Regions from separate parts of the Homo sapiens genome. Here region 1 is linked to region 2. Evidence: chromatin loops called from intact Hi-C (ENCODE). Cell type or tissue: K562. All regions are shown on one strand. Links, peaks and the distances in the headings refer to the core of each region. The heading gives the core; the rest is flanking DNA.

The links. Peaks named below come from ENCODE experiments on the same cell type or tissue, not always from the same donor. Only the 100,000 strongest peaks of a DNase experiment are listed, where the experiment ranks them.
Region 1: it touches region 2 in a loop (8-fold over the local background); 26 of 110 quality-filtered maps call a loop at or near these places.

What each region holds. Positions count from the first base shown.
Region 1 is chr12:21,246,826-21,251,228 of GRCh38, forward strand. LOC124902895 (a long non-coding RNA gene) reads right to left here and starts at 3,738. Exons shown (of 2, transcript XR_007063239.1): 1 at 3,653-3,738. RefSeq lists an enhancer at 2,735-3,235. In K562, for the core only: a CTCF peak has its summit at 2,079; no DNase peak of the experiment used is centred there.
Region 2 is chr12:21,678,633-21,683,035 of GRCh38, forward strand. All of the region lies in intron 1 of KCNJ8-AS1 (KCNJ8 antisense RNA 1), which reads left to right. Among named protein-coding and RNA genes, the nearest start is that of KCNJ8-AS1, 19 kb to the left of the region's middle. In K562, for the core only: a CTCF peak has its summit at 1,923 (motif pointing left); a DNase peak (open chromatin) is centred at 1,902.

The sequences.
Region 1 (4,403 bases), core at 191-4,190, 430 kb before region 2:
CAACTGTAAGAAAAAGTGTAATAATCCAATCCAAAAATGGGCAAAATTTCTGAATAGACATTTCTCAAAAGAAGACATGAAAATGGAAAAGAGACATATGAAAAGGTGTTCAACATCATTGATCATCAGAGAAATGCAAATCAGAATTACAATATTATCTCACCCCAGTTAAAATGGCTTAAATCCAAAAGACAGGCAATAGCAAATGCAGGTGACGATGTGGAGTAAAGGGAACACTTGTACACTATTGGTGAGAAAGTAAATTAGTACCATCACTATGGAGAACAGTTTAGAGGTTCCTCAAAAAATTAAAAATTGAGCTACCATATGATCCAGCAATCTCACTGCTAGGTGTATACCCAAAAGAGTGGAAATCAGTACATCTAAGAGATATCTCCACTTTTATGTTTGTTGTGGCACTGTTTACAATAGCTAAGATTTGAAAGCAAACTAAGTATCCATCAACAGATAATGAATAAAGAAAATGTGGTACATGTACACAATGGATTACTATTTAGCCATAAACAAATGAGATTCAGTAATATGCAACAACATGGATGGAACTGGAGATTATTGTGTTATGTGAAATAGGCCAAGCATAGAAAGAGATATATCACATGTTCTTATTTATTTGTGGTATCTAAAAATCAAAACAGTCGGACACAGACAGTAGACGAATGTTTACCAGAGGCTGGGAAAGGTAGTGGGAGTAGGGGGTGGATGGGGATGGTTAATGAATACAAACAAAAACAGAAAGAATAAATAAGAACTAATATTTTATAGCACAACAGGATGATTATAGTCAATAATAACTTAATTTTACATTTTAAAACAATCGAAAGAGTGTAATTGGATTATTTATAAACCAAAGGACAAACGTTTGAGGGAATAAATAAAACATTCTCCATGATGTGCTTATTTTACATTGCATGCCTGTATCAAAATATTTCATATACCCCATTAATATATATGTCTACTATGTAACCACGAATAAAATAAAATAATTAAAAACAACACAATCTCATTGATTAAAAGTGTCTAAATAATCCTAAGAAGGAAATAATCTCAAATTTTGCCTGGTCCTGAGAATATTTACATGAGACTCAACTCCTTGGAAAGAATGTCCAAAATTCCTATTGAAAAAAATTGACAATAATGACTCTGTGAGTGGAAGTGAGAGAGCCACAAGCACAAAACAGACTGATGGAATAGAACTTGCATCTTCCCATTCCCATTACAGTTGAAATTATTCATTGAAATAACATACTTCAAGTATTAGTGTAATTGCTTTTCTATGAATAAATATCTGACACTACGTAATTTATGAAGAAAAGAGGTTTAATCGGCTCATGGTTCTGCAGACTTTACAGAAAGCATGATAGTGGCGTCTGCTCCTAATGAGGCCTCAGGAAGCTTACAATCATGGTGGAAGGTGACAGAAGAAGCCTGCATGTCACACGGTGAGAGCAGGTGCAAAAGGGAGAGAAGAGGGGAAATCCCATTCTTTTAAGCAACCAGATCTGATGTAAACTAACTGTGTGAGAATTCACTGATTACTAAGTGATGGTGCTAATCTATTTATGACGGATCAAATTCCATGATCTAATCACCTCCAACCAGTCCCTACCTGCAACATTGAAAATCACATTGTTACAGTCTCGCCAATGCACCACAATGTAGCAGTCTCTTGTTGCCTAAGGTAGTACCCAGGAGTTCTTTGTCTCACGACCAGGAAAGTTAAGGAGTGCAGACACCAAGGGTGATGTTGGAGTGCAAGCTTAATAAGCTAAAGCAGAAGGCCCTCCACTGTGGAGAGGGGGCCTGGAAGAGTGTTGCCATTTTTACAGTTGAATGCAAAGGCTTTTATTAAAAAAACAAATGAGGGGTGGGCATCTTATTTGCATAAGGCATAACTTGATGGTAGCTCCACTCCATCCTTTTAGCGTGTATGTGGGCCCTTAGCTTGAGTTGCTCCATCCCAAATCTTGGGATCTTGCTGTTCACAGAGATGTGGGTATCATGTAAGCTTATGACTAACAAAATGTTAATCTTAAATAGTCCTAAAGAGGGCAGTGTTTTAAAACTTTTAAAAATTTACATTTCAATGATCTGGGTCAGCTGTGAAATGACTTAGAGTTTTTGTCCATCTTTTGCAAACAGTAAGACAAGCATTCCCTATCTATACTGCCTATTGATAGGTTTTTATTAGATCTAACTGAAAATCATCTCAAGAAACAGCAGGTCCTGATGGCTTATTGTCATTAGTGAGAACAACAGAGTATCAATTTAAATTACATCTGTTGTATTAAGAATATATCCTTTAGTAATTAAATGAAATAGCACATTTAGCTTCACAGGGTGCTTTAGTGATGAATTCATCCTGTGAGAGTTCTATCAAAATACAGAGCTGCTCAATATCACATGTAAAGCAGGAGTCACATTACAATGATAAACATCTTACATGATAACGATGCATGGGTGTGTGCATGTGAGTGGGCATTTGAGTATTAGCATGAGGAGAATAGTGTGAGTGTACATCCATGTGAATGTAGAAGTGAGTGTGTGATTGTTATTGTATATGTATGTTACTATATCACACACATCCATCATTTCCACTGAATTGTTGAAGATTTTAAGCCAACTTTTAGGAAAATACTATCCCTACCTGCAAGTCCCCCAGTTCTCCTGCATGCTAACCTTTTCCCTGGGTAAAAATAGAAGTTGATAACAAATGTGAGCTTGCCTCTTGTGTGTGTAGTTTGCAGACAGGGTACAACCACCACTGAAAATCAATTACAATGACAAATACATGTCAGGCACTTATCAGAGAACACAACCAGGAATGAACTGCAACCTCTCCCTTCCCAAAATCTCCCTTAGATAAGTTAACTTCCCCTTCCTGATGATTTCCTCTTGACAATCTCCTTATGAAAGAATCTTCTTCCTTAAATAGCAGACATGGCTTCACTGTCCTCAGTGCCCTCTACCGGGCTAACAAATTGTTACTGTCCTTTGCAAAAGCACAGCTAAAAGAGTTTCCTTTTTTTTTTTTTTGGTCTTCTAAAAAATAACTATATGTTTAACTTTTATTATATTAAGGTTAACTTAATTTTTTGCCCCTTTTAGTCTTTTTTTTTTTTTTTTTTTTTTTTGAGACGGAGTCTCGCTCTGTCGCCCAGGCTGGAGTGCAGTGGTGGGATCTCGGCTCACTGCAAGCTCTGCCTCCTGGGTTCACACCATTCTCCTGCCTCAGCCTCCCAAGTAGCTGGGACTACAGGCGCCCACCACCATGCCCGGCTAACTTTTTGTATTTTGTTTAGTAGAAACGGGGTTTCACCGTGTTAGCCAGGATAGTCTCGATCTCCTGACCTCGCGATCTGCCCGTCTCGGCCTCCCAAAGTGCTGGGATTACAGGCGTGAGCCACTGCGCCCAGCCACCCCTTTTAATCTTATAAGTGTTCTTGAATACTTTTGAGAACCTTAATAAATGGTAACTCTCCTACAATCTTTAAAGGGAAACTACGTGTAAATAAAATTGAGGTTTACAGTGCTAGTTCATTGTGTTGAAGATTTTCATAACATATGAGATGAATATTATTATCCTCACTTAGCAAACAAGGAAACTGAGGCTAAGAAAGGTTAAATGACTTACTTCTTCTAGTCACTCAGTTGAGAGGAAGCATCATTTATCTCTTTACGCTGAAGAACATGACTAGAATAGCATCTCCTGGGAGGTGCTTAGTAACTGTTGAATGATGCCAGCTACTTAGCTCTGAAAAAAATACAGTCATCAAACAGTTCAAGGGGAAAAACACCTTTTCATCAGTTACTTCAATATTTCAGTAAAAATGGAATTTTAAATCTTGGTCATCTCCCCTACCCCAAACCATCTCCTCCACTACTGCACTATAATTTCATTTCACTTGGTAGGTGTTATACCAGGGATGGTAGCGACCTTCATTGACCACAGAAAAACAAAATTGTGGAAATAGCTTTCTAAATGCAAGAGTGAGTGAATTTCTAAGCAAGGATATAAATGTGTTCCTGGCCGGGCGCGGTGGCTCATACCTGTAATCCCAGCACTTTCGGAGGCCGAGGTGGGCAGATCACCTGAGGTCAGGAGTTTGAGACCAGCCTGGTTAACATGGTGAAACCCCCTTTCTACTAAAAATACAAAAAAAATGACCGGGTGTGGTGGCTCGTGCCTGTAATCCCAGCTACTCGGGAGGCTGCGGCAGGAGAATTGCTTGAACCCGGAAGGCGGAGGTTGTAGTGAGCCAAGATGGCGCCATTGCACTCCAGCTTGGGCAACAAGAGCGAAATTCAGTCTCAAAATAAATAAATAAATGTGTTCCTTACCTTTAAGATGGCAGTAATACACTAGACACTAGAATACAGAAAAC
Region 2 (4,403 bases), core at 128-4,127:
GAATACATTTCTGGTGGCTTCATATTGGTTGATTATTCCAGGACGCATAGACTACACTATTTTTATACCTAGTAGCTATTGTACAAATTCATATAAACCCTTGGATTAAAGGTGTTTAGGATATAGAGCTATATCATTCCATGGAATCCTTCTGTCATTTTTACTGAGCCACAAAGTCCTCCCAGAAGCTGGGGAGTTTACTGTGTAAGCTTTCCTCATCTATGTGTGGGCTGTATAAACACAGCCTGTTAGCATGTATTTGAAAGTAAGTAGGTAATCTTGGGGGAAAACTATACTGCATAAATTGGGTTAGAAATGTATTTCCTTTCTTCCTAAACCACACTTAGTTTCTTTCAATGCTGTTTTTTTAAAGTCCTTTTAGTTTGTTTGAAAAATAAGTTACAGAACTATTTCTAACAGAAGATTGATTTTTTCTGCCTGTCACGATGTACCTACAAGGAAAGGGAAATGAGAATGTGTGTGAGACACAAACACATTATCTGAGCAATGATAAGCATAGTCATTTCCTAAATTAACTGACAGTTATGTTCTTCCTTTCCCCAGCTAGTTAATTATGTCAGAGCATTTCAAGTTTATTATGACTCTGGCAATGAAACTGACAGGAAGAAAATAATACAATGGATGAGTTTAATTCTGAGAGATACCATACAGAAAAGAAAACATAATGGACTTTGTCTTAATGAACTGACAACTTTCTCTTCTTTGGTAAAATCTTCCTTCTTGCTTACCTATACTTATGACACATGTTCAACTGAAAATTGCAAGATAAACATATACAACATGTACATTATGGGAAAATTGATTTTATACATTCCAAGAAAATACACAGTTGCAAAAGAAGAACACAGAAGCAGTCAAGGAATGATGCCTAGGGAATGTTTCGTAAAAAGTATTTTGAAGCAAGGTGTGTACATGGATTGAAAAAGAGTAAAGCAAGAAATTTTTTTAAATGGGAGAATGAGTGTAATGGATGGAAGTGGGAACAACAGTGATGATCACAGAAGGTATATGGTTTGCTAAACAGGACTGAGGGATGAGTGTTGCAGAGCAGAGAGAAATGCTGAATGTGGAATAGTTTGCAAGAGGTTTTAACTGTTAGGAAAATGTGGCAAACTGTTCTGTTTGTTTCTAGGCCAAGCATATAATGTAAGCCTTTTGAACGATTCCTGTGCATTGTCAACAGAGCCTGACCCTGTATTTCACATATTTTCTAGATATTTAAGAAACAATACAAAATAACAGCCATTTGAATACTGCTCTGAGGCTTAGGCCACAAAATTCCAGGGAAGGAACTGATATTTGGAACAACATCAAAGACCTTACACAATTTCCAAAGTAAGATTAACTAAATTTACTGTAATTTATTGAAACCACTGTTCCATATCTGCAAGTTAAAGTGAACCTCAAATTAAACAATTATAAGAAAAAGGTAATGTTTTAGCTCTTGAAACTTTCCAAGGACAATGAATAAAATAACTGGAAATTCAAGTTTGGGCCGAAGTTTAAAGACTTTTGTTTGGGCCGGGCGCGGTGGCTCACGCTTGTAATCCCAGCACTTTGGGAGGCGAGGCGGGCGGATCACGAGGTCAGGAGATCGAGACCATCCTGGCTAACACGGTGAAACCCCGTCTCTACTAAAAAAAATACAAAAAAATTAGCCGGGCGTGATGGTGGGCGCCTGTAGTCCTAGCTAGTCGGGAGGCTGAGGCAGGAGAATGGCGTGAACCCGGGAGGCGGAGCTTGCAGTGAGCTGAGATTGCGCCACTGCACTCCCGCCTGGGCCACAGAGCGAGACTCCGTCTCAAAAAAAAAAAAAAAAAGACTTTTGACACCCAATCTCTCTTTGCAGCAATAGCTGCCAAAGTTGTGACTACCAGTAATGTTCTTAAATACTGCCACCTGCTGGAAGTTCTCTAGAAATACTGTGCACAATGTTAAATGAGTGCTTCCAACATTTTCTATTTCAGTCCGAACGTATTCATCTCTATTCTTTCCGTGAAATCATTCACAGCTAGAGACAAAGGGAACTGGAAAATGTAGCAGCAGTGCTGAAAATTTGTATTTTTCTGTTAATTTATGATTTTTTATTGATTTTCATAAGCTTAAAATTGTTGTTTTGCTTATCTTCTCATTAGACGTCGAGTTACTAAGAAGATAAGTTTAAGACTGAGACATATAGTTCAACCAAGACTCCACTACTTGCTAACTTTGTAGTTTTAGGTAAATTGCTTAAACCTTCTAAGCCTCAGTTAACTCTTTTATAAACTGGAAAATTCTGAAGATTAGCGTTACTAAATGTAAAACACTAGTACCTAGTATGCATTTAATTACGGTTGTTTATGGAAACTATGATAATAAAGACAATAGTTTGGAGATTTGAAACGGCTCTTATTGGGGGAGGCATTTGGGATCTTAATCCAAGTCTTTTGTGTGGTGGTGGTGGTGGTATAGCTTCTGCAAGGCCAATGTGCAAGCTCTGATGCTCCCATTGTGGGAGCCTTGGTTAGGGATCACCAGGGAAAAAGTACTGAAGAGATAGCTATGAAGCAGTTATGATGTGCAAGAAGCATTTTGCTAGTACTCTTAGAGAACTTAGCATTGGCATCTTCCCTTGGAGCCACATACCCAGGAAACATTTGCTTAGGGCAAAATGAGGACTTTCCTTCACTCTATGCCCTGAGAGCACTCAACTTCCAACATGAGGGAAAATTGTGTTTTATGTTTCCTGTGTATGCAAGGAAATGATTAGGTGATATCTTTAAACACCAACTCCTATCCCTCCTCCCAATCTCAATGACAAAAAACAAACAAATCAGGCCAGGCATGGTCGGTGGTTCACACCTAAATCCCAGCACTTTGGGAGGCCAAGGTGGGCAAATCACTTGAAGTCAGGGGTTTAAGATCAACCTGGCCACCATGGTGAAACCCCTTCTCTACTAAAAATACAAAAATTAGCTGGGCATAGTGGCATACGTCTTTAGTCCCTGCTACTTGGGAGGCCTGAGGCAGGAGAATTGCTTGAACCTGGGAGGCAGAGGTTTCAGTGAGCCGAGATCATACCACTGCACTCCAGTCCGGACGACAGAGTGAAACCCCGTCTCAAAAAAAAAAAAAAAAAATTAGCCAGGTGTGGTGGCGGGTGCCTGTAATCCCAGCTACCTGGGAGGCTGAGACAGGAGAATCGCTTGAATTGGGGAGGCGGAGGTTGTAGTGAGTTGAGCCACTGTACTCCAGCCTGGGTGACAGAGTAAGTGAGACTTTATCTCAAAAAACAAAAATAATAAATAAATAAAAATGTTTATTCATGTTCCTTATATATGGCCTTTTGAGTTTCTACAAGGTGATATCTACTTTATCAACAAACTGAATGTCCTTTAAGCCCTTTGATTTCAGTTTTATAAGATAGTTGTCTTCAAGTTCTTGTTAGTTTTGCGCAATCTAGACCTCATACCACCTATGGTTAACTGACCAAAGGCACTATTTGTGAAGATCTGTCTGAAGCAGGTACAGGCACAAAAACAAGGCCAAAGCTGAGAGTAGAAAAAAATCACAATTCAACATTAAAGTGCTGGGGCATTTGAGGAACGAAAGTCTTTGTTGGCACATTGCTTTCACACTTACCTGGGATATTCTGCTCCCAGATATGTTCTGGGAACCTCAGGAGTATTTGACTAGCCTGACCCATGCTTGGTCATCAATTCTGGATGAAAAGTATCTACTCATAATCTGAGCATTTAATGGTTCTTGGATATTGTATCTTTTTTTGTTAAGTGGGGCTGTTTTTTCCTGTTTCTTTAATTTTGATACCAGTTTTCACAGACAAAAAGCTGCTCATTTTCTAGGAGCTAACTTACTTTTAATGGCTTAATTTATATTTATGGAATAAAGCAGACAACTGAACTTATTCTTTGATACTGTCATTTTTTTTTCATAATATAAATTGCCCTTCAGCCTAGACAAAACAGCTGAAGCCAATCTTGAGTTACCTATCTTGGGATTAAAGTGACTATAGTAGTGGTGGTAAAGCAGACAAGTTTCATCTAGCTCTTTTGTCCTGTTTTGAGTACTAAATTTTTGAAGGTTTTAGTTATTTTCATTGCCATATATCATAAATTCTGCAGAGTAAAGAATTCTGGCCATTGGAGAACATTGTTTTACATCCTTAATTACTGTACATTAATCTCTTATGGACTCAGTCAACTTTAAACTCTACTTCACAGGGATTGTTAGAAGAGGCAGCTAAGAAAGGTGAGCCTAGAAAAATCCTTTGTCTGGCCTCTCAGTAAATAGGTCTGGAGAACTGACTTACTGATAGAGAAAGAAGGGATACTCTACCTGTCCTCAGAATCCATTCCTCTTTTGCCCAGTAGTGTATTCTCTGT